2 separate regions of the Homo sapiens genome follow, and region 1 is linked to region 2. Evidence: chromatin loops called from intact Hi-C (ENCODE). Cell type or tissue: mammary epithelial cell. All regions are shown on one strand. Each heading gives the region's core, and the rest is flanking DNA. Links, peaks and the distances in the headings are about the cores only.

Region 1 (8,346 bases), core at 119-8,118, 50 kb after region 2:
TCTTTCTGTAAACAACACCCACTATTCAGATCAAGATAAACTTCACAAATACGGGAAAACATTTATTTATTTACTTTTTACTTATTTAATAATTAGTATTTGACTACAAGTTTTGCCCTTAACTGGGCATTTCTCTAATGATATAACCCATAGAGATATAACTGTAAACACTTTATAATGTATATCAAATAACTTGTTTATAATGTTTCACAGTCAAGCTACTACTTGATTATAAAGCTACAAGTAGTAGCTTGATTATAAAACATTATAAACAAATTATGTGATATACATTATAAAACAAATCAATAAAACATCATGAAAATAAAACATATTTTGCTTAAATATGTAAGCAAAAATATTTCCTCACATTATAATAAACAGAACTGTCTGAAATCTCTGACAGGAAACAGAGATTTAGAACAGTACCACCAGGAAGTCTTCAACAACTAAATGGGTGCTAGACTAGATTCATCCTCTTTGGTCTTGTTAAAATAATTTTGGTTTATTTTTGCACCAACTATTTACTTAACCTTATGTGGCAACAGTGATGTTTTTTTCTGAAGGAGTTCTGACCCCTTTCCTGAAGGTGAAGAAGAAATGAGGTTAGAACAATTTCGCTATCATGTCCCAAAGCTCAGCCTAACTAAACAAAGTTAATCATTAGAGGAAAATAAATCCACCATTCCTTTCAAAAGTCAGACTAGATTTCAGAATTATTATCAGGAGCTCAGCAGGATTACTGCCAGAGCTTTAGGTTTTGAAAATGAGGAATCATGATTTTAAAAATATATATATATATTACTTAAATAATAATAGAATAGGCAAATAACATCATCTTCAAAGGTTATGTCATATGTAAATATGTTTTGAAACAGTTTGTGAGGTTTCTGGGATAGTAATTGTCATTAATTATTCAATTAATTTATTGATTTTAATTATTATTCTATAAATTTTCTTCCAACAGCTAATCTCACAGATTTTAATCACTCTATTGAATCACATTTTTGACTGACAATAGAGGTGGTATCATCAGGTCTACAGCAGCATTTCTGAATTAAGAAATCGATGCTAATAATGTTCTTTTCCTATTATCTGTGATGATAAATATAGGTAAGACTCGAGGTGGGTGGATAGCTTGAGCCCAGGAGTTCAAGGTCAGCCTGAGCAACACAGCAAGTCCATGTCTCCAAAAAAAAAAAAAAAGTAAGACAACAGAGTAGAAAACAGTCAAATTACTAAGTGGAACAAACTCAGATAGTGTGATGAAAACTGAACAAACAAATCAGATCGTGTAATCAAAACTGAACAGGTCAGAAAACCCAGAGAAAAATTATCGCATTTCAAATGTTTAAAACTACAAGCCTGGGGCACACAGCTTCTCAACTTCTGACCCATGTCAAAGCAGTCCCTGTTACCCTGAAAGCTCCCAATTTCTTCCCCTGACACAAGTCCACCCATGGGCCACACACATGCACACACATTGGTATATAATCTCATTTCCTTCTTTCAACTTAAACTCATCTGTTAAGTCTCAGTTTAAATGTAATTTCTCCAGGAGAGACTTCACAAGTACTGAGATTAGGGCTATCATTACTCTTATAATTTCATCTACTTTTGCTTAATTATGCAGTTGTCATTGAAAATGTCCTTGTCTGTATCCTCCCATTCGGCCATAAGATCAATGTCTTCTCCATCTATACACTTAGACTAGCACCTGGTACATACTTCACAAATATTTGCTAAGTAGGGAATAAATGAGGAGACTTTGAAATGTGTTTACTATATCTTATTGAGGACACATTTGTTTTAAAATGAGATATGGCAAACTGAGCAATACAATATAGCTTCAAATTGTAATTATAAAAGATAGAGTCATGTGAAAGGAGGTAAATGCCATAAAGTAATTCAGCATTGAGTGGTTTCTCTCTGTGTTGTTATGATAGGAAGCATCTTTGCCCAAGGAGTCACCAAGAGAATGGTACTAAGAGAACGGCACTCACACACACAGCAGACACATACATCAAAAAATCCCTTAGAGAACTACGATTATCATTAACCATTCAGTAGCAGGTCTGAATAAATTAATAAAAGGCAGCAGTCACTCAAAATGTCACTGAGCTAAAATTGGCCATTACACTATCCTCTGTGACTATTAAACAAAAGAAATACAGTACACAATGCAAATGGCTTAAGTATGACAGTATGTTAATAGTCCCTAAAGTCATGAGATACTTCCTTTAGGAAGTACTTTCAGGGAAAAAAATTAATTAAAATCAGCGTGGCAAATAAAACTACCTATTGGCTGGATCTCAGAGAGGTGTGTTGGTGGACTAGTCAACTTTGAATGTGAACTCTTCCCATAGTCACCCTTGAGCCCATGGCCACAACTTCTCATCCCTTATCACTTTGTTAGATGATTAGGACCTGCTTGCTGGCAGGCACATCTTGGTATGGGGTCATCCTCCCCTGGTAAGAAGTTCTTCCTCTTTAGGTACCACTCGAGTTGGCATGGTTCCCTCCAATTGGGCCTTCCTAATCTGTAATGAGCTGTCATCTTGTAGGAACATAATACTTCCTGCCTGCAAGAGACTCCTAGCCTTGCCCTTTCTGGTTCTAGAAGACTAGAAATCAGTACCCAATGTAAGAAATTGCCCATCCTGCCTGTGCTGGGAAACTACAATCCCAGCATCACACATGCTGAGACAAGGTGCTCAACCACATGCCAAACATTCTTATATGAGTATAACATGCCAAACATTCTTATATCCAGTAAAAATCACAAAACCACTGGATGTCTCCAAAATTCAAAAATATCAACTAAAATATCCCTTTCAATTTACCTTCACAAAAAAACTGCTGTCTTAAAGTTATGCTGAAGGTCTGCTTTCACCTGGGAATTTTAATGATCTGACCAGTCTATAACTTTCCAGATTAGCCACCATTGGAAGGCCTGCTGCTCAGCTGTTGGCCTCAACTACTAAGCGTATCAGGATTTGAGTCTACTAGTCCAACAGTGGACCCTCGTTTTCTTAAAGCCTGAAATTCCTTCAGGAATACAGCAAAATCCCCTTTCTACTGTGGTCACCTAAACTTCAGACTGAACAATGACAACTGCTGATATGAAAAGTGGTAAATCGTTAAGGCTAGTATTCTCTCTAGAAACAGGTTACTAATACTGAGGAAGAGACAGGACTGAGAATTGAGGGTAAAGGGACTCTACCTCTGCGTGTAGAATGGCTGTTACTCAGCTTCTGAAGGGATCCTGTGGCTTCTGCATTATAGCAGTAGGCCTTGGTCTTTCCCTAGAAATGGCATTATTGCTTTGTTGGGGGAAGGTGGTTAGTTGTATTTGAGACGTGTGAGGTACTGATACTTTTCCGTAATTCCAGTTTTCCTGCCAATAAACCAATGAAGCAACATCTCAATATATGAGACAGATTTTGTAAGAATACGCAAAGGATTTTATTAACACTTTGGAAAGAATACATTCATGTACGACAACTTCCTAGAAGTAAAATACGGCCAAAGAGATCAACTTTCACATAGGTTTTTATAAAACTGCCTAACACAAAAATACACATATATGGAGAACTTCAGACTGAGAATTACATCAGGACTGTTTCTTTGAGTTCGCCTTTTGTCTCAAAAATAAATAAATAAATAAATAGATAATAATAATAATAAAAATCCCAAATCAAGCCTTTGACAGGAAAAAGCCAGTAGATATCTTCTACTGTCAATTCAACTACTAAAATAGGAATAAGACAAATACTAAGACATGGGAGTTAAAAGGGGAAACATGCTAATATAACCAGAACTTCTAACTCTGCCAATAAAATGGCTTGAAGCTGAGGCAGGTTAGGAACCCCTGGTATCTGACCTAGACTTTTAAGACTAATAGCAGCAATTACAATACAAAAGTCCAGCTATTGCCCACAATTACTGCCTCTCAGGGGGTCTAAGTAATGAATTATTCATGTAACATATGCTCTATACCTTTAAAGGAAGAAACAGACAAATCTATACAAAACAAGCTAACAGACCTCTTTATGGTCATAAAGTTTGTCACCTGCTGTTACCAGCTGCCATAAGGAAGATATTCCTTGCCTTCCCCGCCCCTTCTAAGTGGAGAGCAAGCTGAGGGAGAACCGTCTTTTACTCTCAGGAATTTAGATGCTTAACCACATATTAAAGCGAGAGGTCGAAGTCCGCCCTGTGTTACAAGCCTAATCCTTACATTACAGTAGAGGTGCAGAGAGAGATTGGGAGAAGCAACTGCAGCCAGGAGGGAGCAAAGAGCTAAATTCTTCTCTCTCCACATTCATCCCACCATAACGTTCCTATCATCAAAAGGCAAGCAGTGACTGCAATTGTTTTGGAAAAGCTTCCAAACTTTTCAGATGGCATGATGTTGCATCTTTTCCCTCTGGCAATTGTGGTTTGTAAGAAAAAGCCCATTATTCTTTTAATGACTCAATCCAGTCCCGCTTCTACAGTATTTGTACTTGCAATGATCCATGGGGCATTCACGGTGAAAGCCACTGAGCACAGCTTTTTAAATATTAATAATTGACTTACATACCAAGTGAGGGAGGACTTCACCCCTTTCTGCCTTTCTTTTTCTTTAAAGACTGGAAATTGGAAGAAGATTGGTGTTTGGCATCCAAAGGCTAAAGAGGGCAGGAGCGCATACACGCATGTGGAGGTTTTCTGTTTTAACTATAAATGTAAGGTAGTATTTGGCAGGCTAGACTCCATCTAGATTGTGCCAGGAGCCTTCCTATGGAAAAAAGAGCTACACGCACATTTAATAATCCAAGCATTAAAGCTTCACAGTGCATGCAAGCACTCCATGTTTAAAACAGACACGCTCAGATAAAAAGCCTGAGGTCAGATGTGCCACTGTCACTGTGAAGCGACTTCTGCCACCCACAGCTGAGTCCCCAGGCAGAGGGCTGTACAGGGCAGTGCACGGCAGGCAGTGGCTGGACAGATAAACCTGAGGGGTATGGAGAACAGAACCCATGCCTACGAAGTCAGACTTTGGCACCAATACCCAGTGTTTTTTGCTGGATTTTTATTTTATTTTCATTTTCTTTTTTTTTTCTCCAAAGAAGTTTCAGTTAAATTACCAGCTGACTTGAGTACAAAGAGTTTCTTCTGATGTGGAATTCTAAAAGTGACAGGCATCATGAGAAGCCCTCCTGACCAAAGGAAGTAATTGCTAATTAGCCCTTTACTTGAAAAACATCTTTAAAGGAGACAGCAAAATTGAATATTCCTTATAAATTATACTAAACCACCAAAGAGTCAATAGAGCATCTATCTAAATGTATAGTGAAAAAAAAGGCAAGAAAGAAAGGAAAAAAGTACATTCATGAAGTTTGCTTTCTGCATACCTTTTCAAATTTTGTCAGCAGTTCCCGTAAGTTGAAGTTCAGACCAATCATTGTCCAGTAGCCCTTGAAGCCTACATCTTTCCGGCAAACTTCCTTCAGACAACAGCGTTTAACTTCTAAACACCGTATCTTTTCTGGCTATACTTTAAAATCCTTTGTAAAATCCTTTACAAGCCTTGCCCTTGAGCTATGGTCCATCAGCAGCAGCGGCAGCTTGCGCTGGGACATTTTAGCCACCCCACTGTGGGTCCGTTTTTTCATGGACTTCGGAGTTCGCAAGGAATAGACCTGCTTCTGTATTTCCTGGTAGCTGTGTTCCACGAGGCTGGCATGGTCTCCTCTTTCTCTGGGAAGTCCAGGATTCCCTTCTGCTCACCTCACTAATGACCTGCAGGCCACAACTGTTCTCTCCAGGGCCCCAAGCTTAGAGTTTGGTCTCAATTACATACAGCAAAAAAAGAAGCTATATCCTGGAAACTTGCATGAGAGAAGAAAAAAAAAAAGCCAAGTATTACCAACTTCCTCCATTCAGACCGATTTCAGAACGAAAAAAAAAAAATCCTGGGTAAAGAGCCAGTTTTCAAAGAGCATGACTTATGTAGAGTTCGAAGGAGGAGTGTACTCTTAGCTGAAGAAACACCAAAACACAGGACAAGAGGCCACCGGTTCTCACTCTCCCAGACACCAGCAGCCTGGGTTGCTATGGTAACCACCAAGCTAGTTTCAGTCCATTTCCCTAGGTCAGCCTGGCCTAAGGGATGCTGTCAATGCAACAGAACTAAACTTGTTTTAAAAGGTGTTCTGTCTGTCCAGAGAAAAGCTCTCGCAGCAAATCTAGTCCCTTCTGCCGGCTTTGTGGCAGGGGAGAGCAGCCTCAGTGGGCTCTGGCAGCTCCCCTGGCTGATCTGACAGCAGTGTGGTAATCAACTTCTCTTTCCAGCAGTTGTTTATTATTTTAATCAGCATCCTCCCTTTCCACCACCCCTCACCCAGTTTGAAGTGAAAGCTCACTCCCACTTCCTGGAGGCCTGCCTGCCCCAAAAGTCAGTTCTCTATCTTTTACATTGTCTCAATCTTGAATGGATCACAGGTTCCATGTTCCAGTTGGGAGCCAACCCATGAAAAGAAAAGGGAGTGAATGTACAAAACAATACAAATCACAAAAGGAAATACGCGTTGATTAATTTTATTTTTCAAAAAGGTGTTAGCAGGCAACTGATGAAGAAAATAGTTTTAAAGTGTTTCGATCTCTTTGATGCCGCTGAAAGTCATTCAGACTGTTTTCTTATAGGGAATTTACTTGTTTCTGACATAAAACTTAATGAGAGAAACTACTGTACTCAAAATGTGAGTAATAACTACATTGAATGTGTCTTCCATTTTGATGTTAAATTACTACTGGCACTCAGAGAAACACCATCTTCCAGGAAGTTTTAAGTGTCATCGCTTTAAAGAAAAAAACTCCAATCCAAATTATAAATTCTTTGTAGTGATATTATGGATATCATTCCAAGGCAAATGTGATTTTGCTTTTGCATTACATAGCTATACAGTATACCAATAAAGTATAACAGAAATGTCCATTTGAAACATGTTTCTCTAGTTGTAGGCAGAGTTTCATCATAAAGATGCAGTGCTTATAATGGTGACACTACCACAAGTAGAATAATGTAAATTTTAATATAAGTAAGTTTACTTTTTTTGCATCAGGGCATAGACCAAAGTGGGGGGGGGAACCCCTAAAATCAGAATATGCATCTCCTAAAGGGCTAATGAGTTGCTTAAATATCAATACCGTTAGCACTTATTTAATCATGGGTCGTAAGAGATTCCATTTAAAACCAGAAAAACTAAAAATCTATCAGGGAACAGTATACAATGTTGGTATTATTTTTTGGATTTGCAAATCATTTTTCTTTCTATTTCATTCCTAACTTATTTTCATATCAGTATTTAAATAGCATGTGTTTTACATATGCCCATCTATACAAATTTTAACAAGCTTTTAAAATATTTTCATTATTTTTTCATAAAAACCTGTATGTCCCCAGGGGCAAAATGGCTTTATGAGCTTTCTAGCAGAACGTGTTTCACCTCAACGCACATTTGATTTCAAAAACAAATGTGTTAATCTAATGCTTATTCAGAAATTCACAGGTAAAAATAATCTACAGTTTGGATCAAAACAGCACTGACATCAGCATGAAGACCAACCATCAGAACTGTGGTGAAGAAACTTACAGAGAAAGTGGCCACAGGGAACCTGGTCTGTAAAGACTCTGGGGCCACATGCTGAGATCTTTCAAGAGCAGCAAATAAACTTTTTACATAAATACAAGACAAAAGAAACCACCAGCACCAGCACCATCACCACCACCACACACACAAAAAAATAAATAAATAAAAAAGGGAGAGAAAAAGAACAATCTTTCTCAGCTGGGCAAACTTCCAGCTACCACCCAGGGTGCTGGATGGCTGGGATCAGGGACATGTGCAAACACGCCATTCCATTCCCCCATGCACAGATCAGAAGGGTGAATTAAACAAAAACTCCGTGGAACAACAGGGAATACCATAGTCTTTCTCTAAAGTAGACCCTTTCTGTTTAAAGGGCTCTTATAACAAGACAAGAATGATATGTTATTGTTAGAGTCCCACATATCTTGTATCCACACCCAAGGTTAAACACAAGGCATAAAGATGAGGGAAAAGAAAGGGTATCCTTTGTATTAGGCCTTCTTCCCAAAAGATAAGAGCATGGGAACTTTTATCAGCCTGATAAGTACCTGAGTCCTGGACAGGAGAAAGGAACAAGAGTATGTTCTCCTGTGGAATTCGAGAGTAGAATATCCAGAAACTGTTGCCTTTGTATCAGCTACCTTCTCAGAACTGACATCCTCTGCTAAGGTAGAAACGATGACACTTACCGAAAACTCCCTTATATACA
Region 2 (8,346 bases), core at 313-8,312:
TGAGAGAGAGAGAAGGAGTGCTCAGAGGGAGCTGCAGTTCAAGTAGAGAAGTTGAGTAAAGAAGGGGCATTTTGGGCAGAGCAGACAGGCTGGCACTGTGACTGAAAGCTCAGCAAGGGACCAGTGTGGCCGAAACCAGTGTGTCAGAGAAAAAACAGCAAGAGAGGAAATGAGCAAGGTGTGAGTAGGGGGTAGGTCAGATCAGGCAGGGCCTTGCAGACCATTCCGAGAGCTGTGGCTTTTCCTCTGAATAAGTTAGGAAGCCCCTACAGAGTTTGATTTATTTTAATAGGAACACTCTGGTTGCTGGACTGATACTTCCAGAGACAGAGGAGTGTCACAGGTGGTAGATTCAGATTCTATATTTTGAACAGAGAACCAACAGGATTTCCTAACAGACTGAAAATGAGAGAAAGGCAGGACTAAAGGTGATTATTATTTGTTACCTAAGCAACTGAAATAATATTCCTACCAACTGAAATGCAGAACGCTGGGTAGAACATGTTATAGGGGCCAATTCAGGAAGCCAGTTTGGTCATATTAACTGTGAGGTGTTTATTACACACTCAAGTAGAGATGACATGTAAACGGATATATCTTTGGGAGTGCTTGGCATATAGATGGCATTTTTAAACCCAAGAAGGAGTGAATACAGAGAAGGTGACATGGCCTGACAAGTGACACATCCCAATTTTAGAAGACAGGGGAGAGAAGGAAGAACCAGGAAGGGAAACTGAGAAAGAGCTACCAGTGACGTAAGAAAAACATCAGGAGAGTGCGGTGTTCTAGAAGTCAAGTAGAGTCCGAGGAACAGTTAATAAGTCAGCAGGAAAGGTGAGGTCTTGGAATGAACCCCTAGTCAAAGCTCAGCCAACACTAACAAACAGAGACATCACAAATTACAACAAGGGGCATGTAACTCAGAGTGGGGCTCAGGATGGCTTCCTTACCTAAGGAGATGGAAAGATGCTTGAAGCAAGTTTTAAGAGGCATTCAATATTGTGTTACATGTGTCAGAATATATATGTTAATGTTCTTCGCAATGCAAGCAGGTCTGGCTATGTGATTGCAGACCTCAGTGTAACAGGGCCCCTTGTCCAAATATTACTAAGAATCTCAAGATGGCAGCAGAAGAACATTAAGCCAAGTGCAGAAACCTTGTAAGAGCAGAGCCCTGTGTGACTGCATGGGACACCTGAGAAGCTGGCCCTAAATGCAGGGTAGCTGAATTATAACAAATAGAGGTATTGCTGGTACAGCAGGCTTCTTTAGCTTTTGGTTTCAAAAAAGCAGTTAACTGCTTACTGGAGAATATAAGCAGAAAAAAATAAATGATGCAAACATGAGACAAATCTGCTAGAATGTAATTTACTCTTTTCCCAACTTGCTTTCAAAGCTAAATCAGCATATATGGATCTGAAGTCATTACAGAATGACAGCAAAAAAGGGCAGAGCACTCATTAAATTTGATAGCACTAATAAAACTACATGAAAAAGGAGACAGAAAACAGGCTTACTTTCCGTTGGTATGCAGACAAAATTTAAAAAAAAATCTCCTACATAGTGCCTTGAAAGTTTTGGTTAACATCCCTCAATGAGCAGTTAATATACAAAATTCATTTTGGTTCCACCCCAGTGACATAAAAAATAATGCCTGAATCAGAATACCAAATATCAATGTTAAAAATGAGACAGAAATTCTTTTGCTTTTCATAGTAATAAAATAGTATCCTTCCCTGTACTTTTTTTTTTTTTTTTTTGAGACAGAGTTTCACTCTTGTTTCCCAGGCTGGAGTGCAATGGCGCGATCTCGGCTCACCGCAACCTCCTCCTCCCGGGTTCAAGCGATTCTCCTGCCTCAGCCTCCCGAGTAGCTGGGATTACAGGCATGTGCCGCTATGCCTGACAAATTTTGTATTTTTAGTAGAGACGGGGTTTCTCCATGTTGGTCAGGCTGGTCTAGAATTCCTGACCTCAGGTGATCCACCCACCTCAGCCTCCCAAAGTGCTGGGATTACAGGCATGAGCCACTGCACCCTGCTTTTTATTTATTTATTTTTTTTTTTGAGACAGAGTTTCGCTCTTGTTGCCCAGGCTGGAGTACAATGCTGTGATCTTGGCTCACTGCAACCTCCACCTCCCAGGTTCAAGCGATTCTCCTGCCTCAGCCTCCCAAGTAGCTGGGATTACAGGTATACACCACCACACCCAGCTGATTTTTTTGATTTTTTTTTTTTAGTAGAGATGGGGTTTCACCATGTTGGTCAGGCTGGTCTTGAACTCCTGACCTCAGGTGATCCACTCACATCAGCCTCCCAAAGTGCTAAGATTACAGGCATGAGCCACTGCACCCGGCCCCCTGTACTCTTTAAAATACATGCACACATAAATGTATTCCTTCATCCAGCTAATATATGCAATACAGGTTGAGTATCTCTAATCCAAAATCTAAAATACACCAAAATCCAAACATTTCTGAGTGTCAATATTGTTACTCAAAGGAAATGCTCTTAGGAGCATTTTGAATTTCAGATTTTCTGATTAGGGATGGTCACCTGGTAAGTGTAATGCAAATATTCGAAAATATGAAAAAATCTGAAATCTAAATACTTTTGGTCCCAAATATTTCACTAAGGGATCCTCAATTAGTACCTATTCTAATGTGGCACTGGATTAGGTGCTGAACTTGTATTTTCTTCTTTCAGTCTTATTCTAAGTATCATCACAAAAGGAGGTAAGCAGCACCCCTTACTCTACTGCATACTCCAAAACATGCCATGGCTAATTTGGAGGATTTTCTCCCTAAAGCATTTTGGTAACACCTTTAGTGATTTCTTACTTATTCCAAGGCATCTTTCAGCTCAAAAGCATCTTGCTCTGTGGAGCCTTTCCCAATCTTCCCAAGCACAAATAATCGTGATTCATGTCTCCTTGGCTGTGTGTCCATGCCTGTATTACAGCACTTTTAATATCTACTGTAGTACTTGTTTTCAAGCCTGCATCACTGCTAGAGAGTGAAGTGAGCTCCATGATTGCAAAAATAGTCTTACAAACTCATGCATGCTTGGCACCTAGCAAAGTATGCAGCAAACATCAGGTACAATATAGAAGTTTCAACCTGAGTGAATATATGAACTGCTAGATAAAATAAATTATCTCTGGGCTAAATATGTGCAGAGGCAGTAAAATGATTGTTTTGCAAAAGGGTTCATTGGTTTTACAGGCCTCTGTTTCTTGCCTACATTTGTGATCCACTCTTAATTTTACCACCAGAGAGTGACACCTATTAGGCTGTCTCACCTCTCCCTCTAAACATGGACATTCTATGGCCCTTTGGGGTAAAGTTGCAATATTACATATTATGATTAGGAGACAAGTCCAGGTGCAGACAACCAAATGGGGTGTTGCAGGTAGGTGCAGGCTCACTGACAGAACTGCTGCTTCAGGCCTGCACACAAGTAACAGCTTGACTAATGGGCCTTAAAGAGCTGAGCGTTTAATAAGGAGTAAGTCAACACAGACTGGCAAAGGTTGGAGAGGAACTTGGAAAATAATTTTTTTTAATTTCAGAAAAAGACAAGTTTCCCACTGTAGGCAACCTTCTAACACAACAAGACCTCAAAATTACAGAATTTCAGGCAGAGTCTCCGATTACTTTAGTAGGGAAAAAAAATTCTACCACACCTACGTGTGCACAGACACACACACACACACAGCCTAAATTTAACAGTAGGGTGTTGTTGTTTTAAAGACAATGTTAGAATTTGTTATTTTAATGAGCAAGTTTGCTAATGTTTCTTGGCAATTCAGCTTAAGGCCAGATATGTTCTGAGTCTTATATAATAAAGCTTGAATATAGGAAATAAACTGGGTTAAGCAAAGGCCAGAGTAGCCCTGAGGGAAAGAACACACAAACAAGAAATTATACCTGAATCATGCACTTTCAATTATTCTAGATTTGCTTTTCTAACATCAAATATGCATTCTATTGGAGAAAGGGTATTAGAGCTCTGATAATTGCTCCTACATAACTTAATATTTACATTGTTATGAAAATGAAGTGCAAATTGTACAGTAAAATCTGCATCTGCAATTTTATCCACTCAAGAGCATTTGGTTAGAGTAAATCCATAACATTACAAACACTATATACATTGTAGGTGCATTATAGGTAATTGTTGACTGAATGATAAGCTCACATTCTTGAAAGGGAAGTTGCATATAAGTGACCTCAGCTTCTTCAAAACTTCAAAAATGATTCTAAAAATTCGATTGAAGTCATTAGATGGGAAGATTCAACTTTACCCATTTATTTTATTATTTATTAGTAAGCTGCTTTTTTTTTTTTGTTTGTTTGTTTGTTTTGAGACGGGAGTCTCAATCTGTTGCCAGGCTGGAGTGCAGAGGTGTGATCTTGGTTCACTGCAACCTCCGCCCCCTGGGTTCAAGCGATTCTACTGCCTCAGTCTCCAACAAGTAGCTGAGATGATAGGCACCCGCCACCACACCTAATTTTTATATTTTTAGCAGAGATGAGGTTTCACCATGTTGGCCAGCCTAATCTAGAACTCCTGGCCTCAAGTGATCCACCCGCCTCGGCTTCCCAAAGTGCTGGGATTACAGGTATGAGCCACAGTGCCTAGCCTATCCATTTATTTTAAAACAGTCCTTAAAACACTACATATTTTTTAAGTAGCAATTTATGTTAACATTTGAGGGAATTAAACATGTACTTACACGAAAAAAATAATGAGTGTGCTGTTTACCAAACTGATACTTGCAAAGACTATAAGGTGACCCTTGTCTAATTTGACGGGTTAATCTAGATAGTAATTGAAAGCTAGTTCTGTTGGGTTATACTAGGTGGTAAATAACAGGTATTAATACAGTTTTATTTAGTTAAAACTGCTCATGTAGCCTATATAGTTTTAAACAAAATAAAAATGATCAAAACTATCAGAAAAGACTCCCAACAATTATGGGAAAAGATATCAGCCACCTTTTACTGAGTGTTTACTATGTGCTAGGCCCCAGGTCTCAAATGTTTATGTATTGTTGAAGCACTGAACAAAGTATTTATTATTGATGTTGCTGAAAATATATCAATGTTCTGAGACACTGATTAAAACACCCAAGAAAGTACGCACATTTAATTAAGGATCAACAATACACTGAAGTTTCATAATAGCAGTGCCTGGGGCATTTACACTACGGAAGGAAAGGATGCCAATCTGTGAATCACTCATTTCTGTGTGTAAGAGAAGGGTTTTGAGCTGAGTCTTTGCTATGGGGCTTCCTGCCTGCTCATCACTAGGGTCTGCTACATTTTTCCAGCAGCATCAACATCACTAGCTAGTTTGCTTTTCTGCTTTGTTTCTGGCCTGTAGAATGATTGTCATGTTTTGGAGCCCACAATGCCATGTTTGGTTTTCTGTTTTTTATATTTGATCTATAACCGCTAGGTGTTTGAACATAGGAGATGCTTTAAAGCATTGCTTTATATCCCTATTCTAAGGCGAAATCTCAGAGCCATCACCTAAACATTTAAATGTAAAGTATTCCCTCTGGATACAGCCAACAAACCACAAGCACAGGGCTTTTAGTAATAGGAATTATTAAAATATATCACTGAGGTGCAGAGGCTATACCTTATTGCTCTTCGTACAGAAGCATCAACTTTAACATTAAGACATTTGGTGAATAGTGTGGATAGGTGGGTGGATGGATGGGGAATGAAATGATTGGCACCACTATTATCAAAGAGTAACTTTGAAAAGGAGTCATTAAATCATTTATGTACATATAAAGGACTAGAATATATAAAGATAGTTCGGAATCAGAAGACTCAGAATATATGAGTTTCTATAAATCAACCCCTAAATAAAGGTTGTATATAGTGGTATTCAAAACTTGCATTTATGAGATCATACCTTTTGGAATAATTAAATTAGTGTTAAGTTCTTTGTCTCTTCACAAAATTCCATCTGATATTCTTTAGACATCTTAAATTAGCAGTGAGAGTTTACGTCAAATTAATCAGTATTGTGTTGCTTGAAATAAAGTAATTCAAACTATTACCTTAAGATTAGAGAATGAATTAGAAATCAAGTACAAGGTCCCTTTCTTTCTATGGGAACTTTTAGGGAATAAAAAACCTTGGCTAATATTAGTATCAAGCCATCTGAGGGTTGATCTTGATTGATTCTAATTATGTACTTTTGAGCTGTAAGACAAGAGTTCTTTGTAGCTAAAAAGATTTTTAAACTTTATTACAAAAAGGAAAAGACCTAAAAAGTAGGAGATCAGAAAAAATACTAACAGAATTTATAATAATAGACAAGACTAAATGAAAAGAGAAGCAACTTTATTTCAGTAAGCTAAAACATATCTGAAAAAATTGGTTTTAAAAGTTATTTTATGTTCTGTTTAAAGCTACATCATAATGTTATAATTGAAAAGAGTTCTGTATTCCCTTAAAGAAGAGATTGGAAATAAATGGGTACATGAACTAAAAGCTTGCCCGAATTGCAACGAAGTACTATGGTTTGAATGTCCCCTCCAAAACTCAAGATGAAATTTAAGTGACACTGTGCTGATATTAAGAGGAGCAGCCTTTAAGCGGTGATTAGGTCATGAGGGTTTGACCTTCATGAATGGACTAATGTCATTATCACAGTGGGAGTGGGTTAGTTATAGCAGGAGTGGGCTCAAAGGATAAGTTCAGCTTCCATCTCCTCTCTGTCATGAACGCTCTCTTGCCTTTGTGCTTTCCACCATTGGATGACACAGCAGGAAGACCCTCATCAGATACAGGCCCTTGATTTGAACTTCCCCGCCTCTGGAACTGTGAGCCCAGCCTCCAAAAGTGTGAGCCAAATAAATCTCTCTTCCTTATAAATGACTCAGTCCCTGACATTCTGTTACAGCAGCAAAAGACAGACTAAAACACCAAGGGAGAAAAGTTGGGGTTACAGAAGTGGATGACTGGGCAAAGACAACCTGAGATTTGGGATAACAATGCGCAGTTCACAGCTCAGCCATAACCTTTTGGGAAATGATTTCTCAAAACACAGAGAACAGGAACTCTAAGTTTAAGGATAAGCAGAGGATCTCCCTTGAATGTAAATTTCATGTAAACAGGGACTGTGTTTTTTTCTATACCAGGACCTCTCTGGTGTCTTAGATCCTAGAAGAACTCAGAGGGGATGAAGGCGTGAGGAGTCAGAGGCCCGAGGAGTCAGAGCCTCTAGAGAAGAAAGGAAAATATGAGAGGCCAAAGGCAAAGCCTCTAAACACTTTATCTAAAAAATGGCACTCTTTTTTATCGATTCAGTTTTGGGACTGGAAAATACAGAAGACTTCTTGGTTTATACATGGTCTTGTAAAAGAATCAGTACTTACAACTCTATTGCAATTCCAAGTATTGAAGCAATCGCAGAATTACCTCTGGACTACAAATTTACAAGATTCTCTTCAAGCAATTCAAAAATAACTGGCTACTATCCAAACCTTCCATTGGTCTTATCAAATGATCAGACACTGATAACCAAATAAGTTATCTTTACTGAAAAGTGAAGTGAAGACCCATATATGCAGCTAAAAAAAAAAAAAGTTAATTTTCAAAAAAATACTGTAAAAAGCTTTAAGAAACGAGTTTTTAATGAAAATTGACCAAGAAGTTGATATTTGTCCATAGGTCTCCTTTTATAAGCCATCTTGATGTTTAACAACTCTTATTATATTAAAATCTGAGTATCCTAGAACTTAAAAGAACCTTATTGAAATTTTCTATACGAATAGTTTTGAGATTAGAAGTCACCTGGGGACACACACCACACACACACATTCACTCTTACACAAATGCCTAGTCCAGCAGTTCTCAAAGTGTGGTCAATAGACTAATAGCATAACATTACCTGAGAACTTGATAATGCACATTTGCAGGCCCCACCCAAAACCTGCTGAATCAGAAGCTCTGAAAGTGGGGCCTACCAATCTGTGGCTTAACAAGCCCATCAGGTGATTCTGATTTACACTATAGGTTGAGCCCATATCCTCCAGAGACTGGCTTAATTGGCCTGGGTAAATATAACTGAGCATTGATATCTTTTATATGTCCTAGGAAAGTGCAGCCAGAATTGAAAACAACTGATCTATACCAATTCTTTCAATTAATAGCCTCACTGAGTCCAGTGAGATTAAGTGATTTTTCCAAGCTATTAGGTTTTATGCTATTCCTGTGTTCTCCCAAACAACAAAATAAAGAGACATGATTTCTTCCCTGATCATACAGCAAGTATGGAACAGAGATGGTCTAGAAGTCAACTATCTCAATCTCCATTGTTA

The links. Peaks named below come from ENCODE experiments on the same cell type or tissue, not always from the same donor. Only the 100,000 strongest peaks of a DNase experiment are listed, where the experiment ranks them.
Region 1: it touches region 2 in a loop (4-fold over the local background); 3 of 110 quality-filtered maps call a loop at or near these places.

Annotation. Positions count from the first base shown.
Region 1 is chr6:144,657,329-144,665,674 of GRCh38, reverse strand. All of the region lies in intron 51 of UTRN (utrophin), which reads right to left. Among named protein-coding and RNA genes, the nearest start is that of SNORA98, 260 kb to the right of the region's middle. In mammary epithelial cell, for the core only: no CTCF peak of the experiment used is centred there; a DNase peak (open chromatin) is centred at 4,444; H3K27ac peaks cover 1,326 bases.
Region 2 is chr6:144,707,335-144,715,680 of GRCh38, reverse strand. All of the region lies in intron 53 of UTRN (utrophin), which reads right to left. Among named protein-coding and RNA genes, the nearest start is that of SNORA98, 310 kb to the right of the region's middle. In mammary epithelial cell, for the core only: no CTCF peak of the experiment used is centred there; a DNase peak (open chromatin) is centred at 5,240; H3K27ac peaks cover 702 bases.